Linked DNA regions of Homo sapiens: all the other regions are linked to region 3. Evidence: chromatin contacts called from ENCODE Hi-C data. All regions are on one chromosome and are shown on one strand. Each heading gives the region's core, a stretch centred on a gene start or an enhancer-like site at or near the end of the contact. The rest is flanking DNA. Distances are from core to core; before and after follow the strand shown. Region 1 has its middle 93 kb from the start of LINC02543. Region 2 has its middle 32 kb from the start of GMPR. Region 3 has its middle 440 kb from the start of LINC01108.

Region 1 (4,559 bases), core at 1,010-3,509, 1.2 Mb after region 3:
TGCATGGTGGTATGCGCCTGAATTCCAGCTACTGGGGAGGCTGAGGTGGGAGGATTGCTTGAGCCCAGGAAGTCAACTGTGTAGTGAGCCTTGATCACACTACTGCCTCCAGCCTGGGCCACAGAGTAAGACCCTTTCTCAAAAAAACGGCCAGGTGCAGTGGCTCACACCTGTAATCCTACCACTTTGGGAGATGGAGGCAGGCAGATCACTTGAGGTCAGAAGTTCAAGACCCGCCTGGCCAACATGGCAAAACCTCGTCTCTACTAAAATTACAAAAATTAGCCAGGTGTGGTGGCATATTCCTGTGGTCCCAGCTACTTGGGAGGCTGAGGCATGAGAATCTCTTGAACCTAGGAGGTGGAGGCTGCAGTGAGCCAAAATCACACTACTGCATTCCAGCCTGGGTGACAGAGCAAGATTCTGTCTTAAAAACAAAACAAAACAAAACAAACAAACAAAAAAACCGAGCAAACAAAAATTTGCCAGGGGCTTTTGAAAGAGATATTCTCCCTCTTCTTCATCTGCTCATCTTCCTCACCATACCAAAGGATTACAGCAGCTGCAGTTTCAAAAAGAACATCAGGATACATGACCTGACCATTCAGTGGGAAGAATTTAATTTCCAAACACTTCTAGAAAATTCCAGTGATATGATCAGGCATTTGATTTCTGCTTAGAGGACCAAGAATGTAAGCTAAGACTATTTAGTATAGATACATTGGATGTATGGAAGTTTTATGGGATGGTCTATAAATCCAGCCTCCATACATGTTGTGAAACCCTAATAGCCAACTCACATCTGGATTTTAGCAATATAACCCATTGCTATGACAACTATTAATTATATCATGTTGTGCCCCAACTCAGTGCACTGGAGTACTCTCCAAAGGGAAACACATTTACATGAATCAATTTATCTTTCATCTCATATCAAAGAAGCCAATCAGATTATTTTTGCCCAGCGGATCTATTATTAAAGGAACAATTTTGTCTTTAAGTCCCTACTTATTGATGAACAGAATTCATCTTATTTATAATACCAGTATGAAAGGCAAGGTCTTCTGCAGATTAAAGAAAGCTAGTTACTTCAGCAGTACACTTCAGACGTGTACATGCACAGGCCAGCAGTCACTATTTTTCCAGAGTCCTCTCCACATGGAAAGGTTAGAAAAAAGGAAATCCCAATTGCACTCTCAATTAAACAGCCACTGAGTGCTCCAAAGTATGGTTTTTAGCAATGTACTTTATTTTTATTTTTATTTTTGGAGATGGAGTCTTGCTCTGCTGCCCAGGCTAGAGTGCAGTGGTGCAATCTCAGCTCACAGCAACCTCCGCCTCCCGAGGTCAAGCTATTCTTCTGCCTCAGCCTCCTGAGTAGCTGGGATTACAGGCGCCCGCCACCGTGCCTGGCTAAGTTTTTTTGTATTTTTAGTAGAGATGGGGTTTCACCATCTTGGCCAGGCTGGTCTTGAACTCCTGACCTCGTGATTACAGGCGTGAGCCCAGCCAACAATGGATGTTTTTGACTCTAGGTCTCTTGCACGCAACATCTCAAGCTTTCCAGCAGTGGTAGTGTTACCAGTGGTGGAATTCACACAAATCTGCAGCAAACTCGATCCTTGTCTCCTTGGAGGAAAAAATTCTGCTGAGGGGCAGACACAGGTTTAAAGCAAAGGGAAAGACTGAGGCAAGTTTTAGAGCAGGGATGAGAGTTTATTAAAATGTTTTAGAGCAGAAGCAAAAGGAAGCAAAGTACATATGGAAAAAGGCCAAGCTGGCAACTTGAGAGGCCAACCGCCCCATTCAGCCTTTGACTTGGGGATTTATACATTGGCATGATTTTGGGGCTTTCTTTTCTCCTCCCTTGATCCTTCCCTTGGGGCGGGCTGTTGCTCAACCACCACATGCACAGTGTTGCTCAGCACTTGGGAGGGTGACTGCGTGCATAGTTTATTTTACTGCAGTTGCGCGCATGCTCTCTAGGGGCAATTTTCCTTTACCGGTCGACTGTTCCCAGGTGAAGGTCATATACCTGCCACTTTGCCTCTTAGTGTGCATGCTTGGGCCTGCTTGTCCAACCCCTGAACTCTTATTGAGAAGCTGCTGATCACCAGCTCCAGGTATTTTCTATCTACTGGGAGCCTGTCTTTGCCTGGTGCCGGCTGTGACCAATTATCATTTCAGAGAGAGTTTAACAACCGCCTGATCATCACCTGATGGTCACCTGACACTCCTGGGGGTGCCCTCTCCTGCCCTGCTCATATCTGCCTATCTACTCTAACAGTAGAAACATTCTAACACACACTTTATAGTTTTCACGTGGCAGCTAACTTTGTACAGGCATTGCAAATTCAGATGGGAAGAGCTCCACCTATGATTTTTGTCTGAGACTTTAAGGTTAGTAAAGAAGGTCAGACGTTTCTCCTCCCCTGGGACTCCCATGAGCTCAAAACCTCAAAGATGTTTCACCAAAATGACAGGCAATGTTATTTTGGTTAGAGATATGCTTCTTCAAGGAGAAGTGAAAGCATCTCAGCTTCAGGAGTGATATGACTGTGTGCCCTTGAGCACGTTTCATGGCATGGAAATGAAGAGACCACTCCCTTCAAGGCAGTGAGTCATAGCTCCGTTGGGGTCCATGTTGCTCCTAAGAATCCTTTCAAAGCTGGGCATGGTGGCTCATGCCTGTAATCCCAACAATTTGGGAGGGTGAGGCAAGAGATGTACTCGAGCCCAGGAATTTAAGACCAGCTTGGGCATATTAGTGAGTCCCCATTTCTCCAAGAACTAAAAAATTAGCCAGACATGGTGGCACCCCCCTGTAGTCGTAGCTACTCAAGACACTGAGTGGGAGGATTGCTTGAGCCCAGGAAGTTGAGGCTGCAGTGAGCTATGATTGTGCCACTGCACTCCAGCCTGGGTAGCAGAGCGAGACCCTGGCTAAAATAAAATAAAACAAAAAAAAACTTACTTGTGTTGGGTGCCTTTTGTGCTGTCCACTCAGGTGACATCCACCCTGGCCTCCTCTTCCTTGGCAGTCCTAACCATAGCACTCAGCACTTTAGCCTGTAAGGGATGTTAGTGGAGTGTCCACAGCTAAACCAGAACCTACTTGGGAGTGGAGACTGTGAGCTGTCCCTTTTGTCTCTCATAGCTCCTATAATTCCAGTGACTGGCCAGTGTGGTGTCTCATGCCTGTAATCCCAGAACTTTGGGAGGCCGAGGTGGGCGGATCACCTGAGGTCAGGAGTTCAAGACCACCCTGGCCAAAATGGTGAAAACCCGTCTGTACTAAAAATGCAAAAATTAGCTGGGCATGGTGGTGGGTGCCTGTAGTCCCAGCTACTTGGGAGGCTAAGGCAGGAGAATAGCTTGAACCCGGGAGGCAGAGATTGTAGTTAGCCAAGATGGTGCCACTGCACTCCAGCCTGGGCAAAAAGAGCAAGACTCTGTCTCAAAAAATAATAATTCTAGTGGCTGATGAAGATGAAGAAGAAAGATGATGATGATGACAGGTTAGCAGCAATAGCAGCTAACATTTTGGACTACCAAAGCTGATGCTGAACTGTTTTCACTGGATTTCTCATTTCATCCTCACAAGAATGCTTTGTGGTACAGATAAAGAGGCTGAGACTAAGAGAGGTTAAACGGCTTCTTAAGGTTGCCGTAGGGTTGAATAGTCTCTCCCCAGTATTCATTTCTACTCAGAACCTGTGAATGTGACCTTATTTGGAAATAGGATCTTTATTAAGTTTAAGATGAAGTCATACTAGATTAGGTTGAGCCCTAAAGTCAATAATTGGTGTCCTTAGAAAAAGAGGAAAATGTGGACACAGACACAGAGGATGCACACAGGTTAGGAGGCCATGTGAAGACAGAGGCAGAGGTTGGAGTGATGCTGCCACAAGCCAGGGAATGCCAGGGATTGCTGGCAACCACCAGGAGCTAGAAGAAAGACATGAAGCAGATCCTTTCTCTAAACCTCCGGAAAGAACCAACCCCAATGACACCTTGATTCTGGCCTTCTAACCTCCAGAACTGTTAGAGAATACATTTCTGTTGTCTTAAGCCACACAGTTTGTGGTAACTTGTTACAGCAGCCCTAGCTGATGGATATAGTAGTTTCACAGATACTTGGTTGAATAAACTGACTTGGGTGGTGTATTAGTCCATTCTCACGCTGCTAATAAAGACATACCCAAGACTGGGTAATTTATAAAGGAAAAAAGTTTAATTGACTCACAGTTCCACAGGGCTGGGTAGACCTCAGGAAACTTACAATCATGGTAGAAGGGGAAGCAAACACATCTGTCTTCACATGGTGGCAGCGAGGAGAAGTGCAGATCAAAGTGGGGAGAAAGCCCCTTATAAAACCATCAGATCTCATGATCTCACTATCATGAGAAGAGCATGGAGTAACAGTCCCCATGATTCAATTACCTCCCACAGGGTCCCTCCTATGACATGTGGAAATTATGTGAACTACAGTTCAAGATGAGATTTGGGGCCAGGCACAGTGGCTCACACCTGTAATCCCAGCACTTTGGGAGGCCAAG
Region 2 (4,208 bases), core at 85-2,584, 1.5 Mb after region 3:
TTGTCCACCAGTGTTCACAGAATATTGTTCATAAGAGCTAAAAGGTAGAAACGGCCCAAATGTCCATCAATGGACAAATGAATAAACACAGTATGGTATTTCCATATAATTGTATACTTTTTGGAAGTAAAAAGAAACGAAGTACTGATACATGCTACGGTATGGATGAACTTTGAAAAGATTATGCTAAGTGAAGGAAATCAGTCACTAAGTGAAGGAAGCCAGTCACTAAAGACAACATATTGTATTATTCCATTTATAAGAAATGTCCAGAATAGGCAAATCTGTAGAAACAGAGAGTAGATCATTGGTTGCCTAAGGCTGGAAGGAATCAGGGAAGGCCCTGAGGAGTGATGGCTGATAAATAAGGAGTGTGGCAGGTTTCTTTTTTGGGTTATAAAAATGTTTTAAAATTGGTGTGATGATGGCTGCACAACTCTATGAATATATGAAAAGCCACTGACTTGTACATTCTAAATTGGTGAATTGTATGATCTGTGAATTATGTCTCAATAAAGCCATTGGGAGACAATATAAATAAATACAATCCAGAGACATTGTCCTGTGGGTAAATACTAAATAGAATCATTAGGCTGGTCTCTGGATTTGTCTATTCAATGCTTTCATGTTGGTTTTCTTTATCTTCCAGCTCCAGAAAAGGCCTGTAGTTCCAGCTACTGGGGAGGCTGATGGAAGGATTGCATGAGCCTGGGAGGTCAAAGCTGCAGTGAGCTGTGATCGCACCACTGCACTCCAGCCTGGGTGACAGAGTGAGACCCAGTCTCAAAAAAAAAAAAAAAAAAAAAAAAAAAAAAGCAAGCAAGCAAGAAAGAAAAAAGTGCTCGTTTCAGCAGCACATATACTAAAAATTGGAATGATACGGAGAAGACTACCATGGCCTCTGAGCAAGAATGACACAAAAATCCTGCAAAATAAAAAGCCTGAGCAAAGTGACTTGCCCAGGATGCCACAGTTCACAGTGGTAGAACCACAACTGGAAACCAGGACTTTGACTCCCAGGCAGCTGCCCCTTCCACGAGTTCCATGTCCCATGTGCATGCTATGTTTGTACTGGGGTCAATGGCAACCGTCTTATTTGGATATTCTTATTTTCCTCTATGCCCTGAGAAACCTGGTTTGTAGACAGAAAAGGCTGATTTTTTGCTTCTAAAAGCTTAAGTTGACATTTTGTGTTGTTTTGTTTTGTTCTCCTGGCCCAGCCTAACAAGCATTCACATAGTAGACAACACATGCTTGCTGGACCTTACTTCCTGTCTGGTGACCCAGCTCCCTAGAGACTTGAATCTCAAATAAATGTTTCTGTCAGGAGGCTGAGCTCCCAGCTGTGCAAATTGGTCACAGATGTAATTGCATTTGCCCTCTGCCCTGGAAGAAAACATGCCTGTGGTTGGGGGTTTAGATGTCTCAGAATGAAAGACATTACTCCTGACTCTGGGTAATAGCCGTGACGCTCAAAATAAGCTGCCACAGAGACACGCCATAGTGTTGCCAGATGTACAGGGCTGTTGCTACCCAGAATCTGGATCTGCACAGCCAGTTACCAAACTGTGGCCATGTCATTGGCCAATCAGGCATAGTCAAGAACCTAGCTTTTCCACTGGCTCCTCATACTTTCAAACATAACTCCATCCCCTCTTCTCCTCTCCCTAATGCCCACAAGATCTCTGCAAAGAGCTCTAATTCCAAGTTCCCTGAATGGCAGACAATGGCAGCCCTAGGACATCTACACTGCACAGGCTGCAATTGCTAGAATCTAATTAAAATAAACATTGTAACAAGCTGCTGAGCCCCGCCCAGTGCCTCAGGAGTGCAGTGATGTGACACATCTCACTGCAGCCTCCACCTCCCACCCTCCAGCAATCCTCCTGCTTTGGCCTCCCAAAGAGTGGAAACTACAAGTGTGTGCCACTACACCTGGCTAATTTTTGTACTTTTTGTAGAGATGAAGTCTCGCCATGTTATCGAGGCTGGTCTTGAACTCCTGGGCTCAAGTGGTCCACCCACCTTGGTGTCCCAAAGTGTTGGAATTACAGGTCTGAGTTACTGAATCTGGCCAGATAGATATTTTAAACCCAGTATTTGTCTGCCTTTCTTCCTCAGTAGAATTTGAATGTACCAGGTGGCTGCTAGCTACACACCTGTGTAGGATGAGGCTTATCCTATATGTCTGCCCTATTTGTCTTGTTAAATCATATTATTATTCTGAACGCTTTCCTTCTAAAGCAGACAACCAAAGCATAGGGTATTAGCTCTTCTTAGTCCTTTTCCAATCCAAACATTTAGACTTCTTTCTGCTCACCCCTGGGCAGTATCACCCTCATCAATTTCCTCTTAATTGACTAGAATGAATTGTAACTATCCCCATCAGCAATCACATCTGTTAAGGATTGCAGAGTGCCATTGTTGTACGGGAAGAGCATTTCATTTGAGCCACCAAAAATTTACTAACGTGTGGACACAGGGACAGATACAGAGGATTGCAAACTCCAGTTTCTGAAAAACTCGATTCCAAAGCAAGGGAAAAGGTGCCCTCTAGTGGTAAACACAGCACACTACACCACAGCATCCTTATTCCAGACCGGAAGCCTGGCTATTTGAATCCTATTTTCTGTTTCTTCCAGAAACCCTGAGGTCCAGACAGGATGTGACACATGAAGGTTTAAGTGAATTAAAATAGGCTGCTGACATCTAAGGCCAGGAAGAAATAATGAGTACGGATCCACTTTCACTGAGAGCAACCATCTCTGCTAAGCCACTTCTTCAATTTGGTGGCAAGTAACCAACTATCTGGAATGAGCAAGAAATATTCCCTTCCGAATTCCTTGAAAAATGTGGGGCTTAATTTAGAATATTCAAGTTCTTTTGACATACGTACTAAGACTATACAGTTTTTATAAGTATTCTAAAAGCCCGTATAAATTACAGTTGATTGGGAACTTTTAATGTAATAATTGAGTCCTGACATAAGAGACAGTGCAATGCTCAGGAAATAATGCTGGCCTGAAAGCTTGGAGATATGGACTCCGTGACACAGCCTCTGCCACTAACTAGGTGACTTCGGGCAAGTCCTTCAACATCTCTGACCTCCGTTTTCCCGTTAACAAATGAAAGAATTGGACTAATAATTTCTAAGCTTTTTCAGCTCTAAAATGATCTAATTTGGCCAGGCGCGGTGGCTCATGCCTCTAATCCCAGCACTTTGGGAGGCCAACGTGGGTGGATCACCTGAGGTCAGGACTTTGAGACCAGCCTGGCCAACTTAGTGAAACCCCATCTCTACTAAAAATACAAAAATTAGCCAGGTGTGGTGGCGTGCACCTGTAGTCCCAGCTACTCGGGAGGCTGAGGCAGGAGAATCGCTTGAACCCGGGAGGCGGAGGTTGCAGTGAGCCAAGATTGCACCACTGCACTCCAGCCTGGCAACAGAGCGAGACTTCATCTCACATAAATAAATAAATAAATAATAAAATTATCTAACTTATAAAAACTCTTTTAGGAGAGTTATATTTTGAAATAATATCTTTTGGGGATTTGTGTGTATTTCCTTCATTAACCCCAGGGTACCCTCCCTTAGCCCACTACTAAATAAAAACCAAGATTCAGGACGGGCGCAGTGGCTCAATCCCAGCACTTTGAGAGGCTGAGGCTGGTGGGTTGCTTGGGCCAGGAGTTCAAGATTAGCCTGGCCAATATGTCAAACCCCATCTCTACTAAAAACACACACAAAAATAGCTGGACGTGGTGACGCACCCCTGTTGGGAGGCTGAGGCACGAGAATCGCTTGAACCCAGGAGGCGGAGGTTGCAGTGAGCTGAGATCGTGCCACTGGATGCACTCCAGCCTGGGCAACAGAGCGAGACTGTTTAAAAAAAAAAATAGTCAAAGAACTAGTCGAACTAAGGGTGAGAAAGATGAGAATCAGCCCATGGAACATGCTTTTGCTGTCCATGAATCTAGGAAATACCAGGGCTGGGGAAAGGAGAAAGAGGAGTTAGAGAGGTGAATTACTCAAATGAGAAAAAGGGCCTGGATAGGTAGAGGTAGGAGGTCTCAGAGAGAAGTGGGAAGGAAGATCCTCAAAAGGACAAGCTTCCATGTGTGTCCACACACCAGCTCACCGCTCCAGCCCAGCCCTGGGGACAAGTATCTCTCCTGAATAGAGGGGAGGATGTGCACGCCTCCTGGAG
Region 3 (4,531 bases), core at 1,927-4,426:
TTCCTTGACAGACTTTAGGTGGCAGCCATACGTATCTTTTAAATTTAAGAAAACAATATGTAATTTCATGGAGCTTTTTTTTCCTATAATGAAATGGGAGAAGGCCAAAGGGAAGGAACTGGGAAGAAGCAGATATTCTTTTAGCAATAATAATGTGTCCTTCTTCAGTTCTAAAGGTCCTCACCCTGGTGATCCTCATAGTTCTTCCTTCCAGTGGATATTAATGTGAGCTTATCCCTAGCAATAAAGCATCAAGATTTAGAAAACAGAAATACTTAAAATTGTTTGAAGAAGCCCCTGAATGTTCAATACTGAGTGCTTCTGGCATCAGCAGCCAGCACTAAACCCAAACGACTGCACCCGTGAGCCCAAGAACGACCTTCGTATTCAAGTGGCATCCCTCTCCTCGACATCCCTATCAGGCAAAAGGTGTGTGCCTTCCTCAGTTGGTTTACTGGCTACCATTTCCCTCACTCTCTCTCTTCTTCTTTTTTTTTAGGTAATCTATTTAAAAGCTCATAATCTGTTCTATAAATATCTCAACACTTACGCCTAAAGGCCCCCCAAAAATCTGGAGGTGATACACTGAACAGGCAGAAGGCCTCTGAATACCTGGTTATTAAGGACTCCTTTAACCTCAGTCTCCCACAAATTAGGGGGAAAAGCATTTATCTTTGTGCAAAATGAACTATTCCCACAGACTGGGCACAGTGGCTCACGTCTGTAAATCTAGCACTTTGGGAGGCTGAAGGTGGGAGCATCACTTGAGCTCAAGAGTTTGAGACCAAGAGCAGCTTGGGCAACATAATGAGACCCCATCTCTACAAAATAAAAATAATTTTTTTAAATAGCTAGGTGTGGTGATGTGGGCCTGTCGTCTCAGTTGCTCAGGAGACTGAGGTGGAAACATCTCTTGAGCCCAGGAGTTCAAGGCTGCAGTGAGCTATGTTGCACCACTGCATGCCAGCCTAAGTGACAGAGCAAGACCCTGTCTCAAAAATAAAAATAAGTAAATAAATAAATTCCTCCCCCTCTATTCAGTGAACTCTCAAGTTTCCACCATGGATTGTGGTGTCACACTCCATCCTGCCCCATTTGCTCTAGATTCCCAACAACGGGCACATACAGAGTACAGACCACCATCCTCACTATTGCCACCACCTCAATCCACGTGTCAGGCTCCCTCTAATGCCATCCAGGAGGCTGGTCAGGAGGAAATGGTCCAGGTGAAAAGGATTCCAGAATAGTGAGCTGCTACAGCAAATGATATAGTAATTCCTCCAAAACTAAAGATACAATTACCATATGATCCAGCAATCCCACTTTTAGGTATACACCCAAAAGAATGGAAAGGTGCATAAGGGTAATTTGTACACCCATGTTCAAAGCAGCATTATTTGCAGGAGCCAAAAGGTGGCAGTGACCCAAGAGTCCCTGGATGGATGAATGAGTAAACTAAATGTGGTACACATGTACAGTGGAATATTATTCAGCCTTAAAAAGGAAGGGAATTCTGACACATGCCATGACATGGATGAACCTTGAGGACATTACGCTCAGTGAAATAAAACGGTCTCAAAAAGACAAATATGGCATGATTCTACTTCTGTGAGGTACCTACAGTAGTCAAATTCAGAAAGACAGAAAGTAGAATGGTAGTTACCGGGTATGGGGGTGGAGGGAAATAGGGAGTTGCTGTTTAATGGGTATTGAGTTTCCGTTTTTCAAGATGAAAGAGCTCTGGGGATGGATGGTGGTGATCATTGCGCAACAATCTGTACTTAACACTGCTGAGCTGCACACTTAAAAATGATTACAATGATTAATTTTATGTTATGTATATTTTACCACAATTTTTTTAAAAAGGATGCCAGAATCTTGCATGTCCTTCTCTGGAGCCAAGAGCATTGCACAGCCAGCCCGCCCGGGTTCTCTAAAGTTCAACTTCAGCAGGCCAGCCCAGGGCATACTCAAAATCTTCCCATGGGCAAATCTCTTCCAGCCAATGGGAACCTTTCAAAATCTACATTTCCATAGCCACATAATTAAGAACTAAATCTCACTCCCAATCACGTTGTAGAATTGTTTTAGATATAACAAGGTGTCCACCTAGGTAGAACTTTAAGAAGTTTCCAGTGGCGGTAATGTTCTGTTTCTTAATCTAGGTGATGGTTACGTGAGCATATTCACTTAGTAATAATTCATAGAGCTGTACACTTAGGATTTGTACACTTTTTAGTTAGACTTCATTTTCAGACCTGTTTTGCTATTTCTTGCATTATTCATGGCGTCTCACAAGATGACAAATTCTCAAAGTCCTCACAGAGCCTAGCAGGGTGCTAGGCTTCTAGCAGGAGCATGAGTTATGTCTATTGACACCATTAAAATTTGGAGATCTGGGGAGTATCAGAGAGAGAAAGACAGTGCACAGGGCACTGGGATAGTTTTGCAATGTCCTTCTACATCAGGGAACCAAAAGCATTCTGACCCCAAAGCTGCAGGTCAATAACGCAACCAACTTCATCAGCACAGGCCAGTAGAAAGAGGAAACTCAGCTGTGCTGCTGATAACCCATGTCTTAGGAAAATAACCCTTCTGATTTTAAAAAGATAGTTACGTGCATACACACACCCCAAAAGCTCGACTCTAGCCTCAACATGAGAGGAATTAATGTGATGGGATAAAAGTTAGTGCCTATTTTAAGAGGCAGTGACAACTAAAATAGATTGCAGATGGCAAGCTCTTCTGAACCCTGTAATAAGTCTATGATGGCCCATTCTCCAGGAAGCCAAAGTTGGAGCCAGAACTCCATGGTGTTGGAAATGCTGACAGCAATCATTTACTCCAAGAAACACAAGGGCTGGCCCTGAAGCGGAAGTGCTGGAGAAAAGCACCCCCGAAGGGTTGTGATGGACCCCCTCAAAAAAGGCCACAGTGGGAGGGATCAGTTTGATCTCCAATTGGAGTAGTCCTTTGAACTCTGACGCTAAGCTTTAGTGCAATGTGGTGCATTGGGGGTTGTTTCCATTTCAGCTGTTTCTCCATATGCCAGAGAGGAGAGTCGTGCCTGGCAGGCCTGGGCCAGCAATATCTAGAACACAGGCCTGGCTCCAGGAGAAGCCAGAAGCCTCCCCTCCTCCATCATGGTCCCTCTGTATGTGGGCAGAGAAGGAGGAGGGGGATCAAGGATCCAGGAGGAGGATTTGGTGCCAGGGAGATGACTAAGGTCTGACGCAATCACCACACGCATGTGGGACTCGTGAGATAAACAGATCTGGAGGGGGAACCAGTGCTCCAGGCTTGACCTTGGGGTGCCTCCCAGCCCCCATCTCGGTCCCTAGGCCCATTTAAGATGGAAGGTGAACCAAGATGCCCTGAGTTCTCATTTTTCTCTCTCTTGCTGGTTTTCTCTTGTTTGACAAATCGAACCGAACCCCAAAGGAAAAAAATGGGAAGGAGGGAGGAGGACTCCTTCCCATGCAGATTTATGGCATTCTGGATGCAGCTTGCATTTGTCAGGCCAAAATGGTTAGGGTGGGCTAATAGAGTAGAATTACAGCTTCCTATAATAGGGAAAGTTAAATAGACAAGCTTTCCTACCCTGAAGAGAACGAGGCAGAGGTCAGTGCTACTGGCTTTGAACATGAATGGCCCCTTCCCCTCGGTTCCCTTTCACATGTGGCCTGGCAACAGTAGCAGACAGATGCGACACAAAGCCAGACACACCTGATTAACCATGAATACAACAGCTGTCGTTTCCCCACCACCACAGATACCCACACCCTCGTTCTTTCCGCTTAGTTTTTTCCCTTTCTTTCAGCTAAGCGTGAGGAAATCAAACCTACCATTAAAACTCAAGTTAGTGGGAGGGTGTCAGCAGCCGGGCCTTTGTTTCTCTGCTCACAGACATGTAATAGGTACCTTCAGGGTTGTCCTTTCATCTGAAAATGCGTTGTGGTCTCCCGCTGAGGGCTCAGTCAGCTCAAAACCTGAGCCCCCAGAAAGGCCAGCAGAGGGTGGGGGAAGATGAAGGTGGCCTGAATGGGGACGGAGAAAGTGGACTTTTCTGGGGCACCTGAGTTTGTCTCTCTTCTCCTCTCTCCTCCTTTCCATCCGCTTGCCTCCATCCAACTACCACTCCCTGCTGCTAAAAACATCCACCCTTAAGATGGACTGGCTGTTCTGAATTTATCAAGAGGAAGTGGAACTCAACGTAGCATTGTCTTTCTGCAGCTTGCTTATTTCACTCTATTCTGAGCTGGTCTTAACAAAGAAGAATCAGGTCAGGTGGCTTTAGGGGTTTTTCTATTTGCCTCTCTTAGGTAGACAAATCCTTGAGTTCAAGTTAACTTCCAAGACCTTGCAAATCAAACACAGGAGGGAATCTAAGTGTTGAACTGCAAATGATTTCTAACGACATGAACAAAATGTAATGTGACTATATGAGCTTCCGGAAACCTACAGAATGGTAATTACAGCCCAGAGTATGAATCTTGATTTTTCTTCAGGTGTTCTTTTTCGTATTGTTTTG

Evidence for each region. A loop is a pair of places that touch in the nucleus more often than their neighbours do. Pooled maps may share reads with other maps.
Region 1: a map with no recorded cell type shows a loop between it and region 3 (28-fold over the local background). The contact joins two enhancer-like sites. A Hi-C loop is called at or near these places in 2 of 37 single-sample maps with no recorded cell type and 3 of 50 pooled maps.
Region 2: a map with no recorded cell type shows a loop between it and region 3 (5-fold over the local background). The contact joins two enhancer-like sites. A Hi-C loop is called at or near these places in 3 of 37 single-sample maps with no recorded cell type and 3 of 50 pooled maps.

What each region holds. Positions count from the first base shown.
Region 1 is chr6:15,899,317-15,903,875 of GRCh38, forward strand. No RefSeq gene overlaps it. Among named protein-coding and RNA genes, the nearest start is that of LINC02543, 93 kb to the right of the region's middle. RefSeq lists enhancers at 1,994-2,083, 2,264-2,543, 3,044-3,103. Within about 2 kb of position 2,260, at least 4 of the 41 ENCODE cell types and tissues checked have a DNase peak (open chromatin) inside an H3K27ac peak, as active enhancers do.
Region 2 is chr6:16,204,176-16,208,383 of GRCh38, forward strand. It overlaps the pseudogene RNU6-1114P. Among named protein-coding and RNA genes, the nearest start is that of GMPR, 32 kb to the right of the region's middle. RefSeq lists enhancers at 1,350-1,439, 1,650-1,859. Within about 2 kb of position 1,335, at least 9 of the 41 ENCODE cell types and tissues checked have a DNase peak (open chromatin) inside an H3K27ac peak, as active enhancers do.
Region 3 is chr6:14,725,541-14,730,071 of GRCh38, forward strand. No RefSeq gene overlaps it. Among named protein-coding and RNA genes, the nearest start is that of LINC01108, 440 kb to the left of the region's middle. Within about 2 kb of position 3,177, at least 12 of the 41 ENCODE cell types and tissues checked have a DNase peak (open chromatin) inside an H3K27ac peak, as active enhancers do.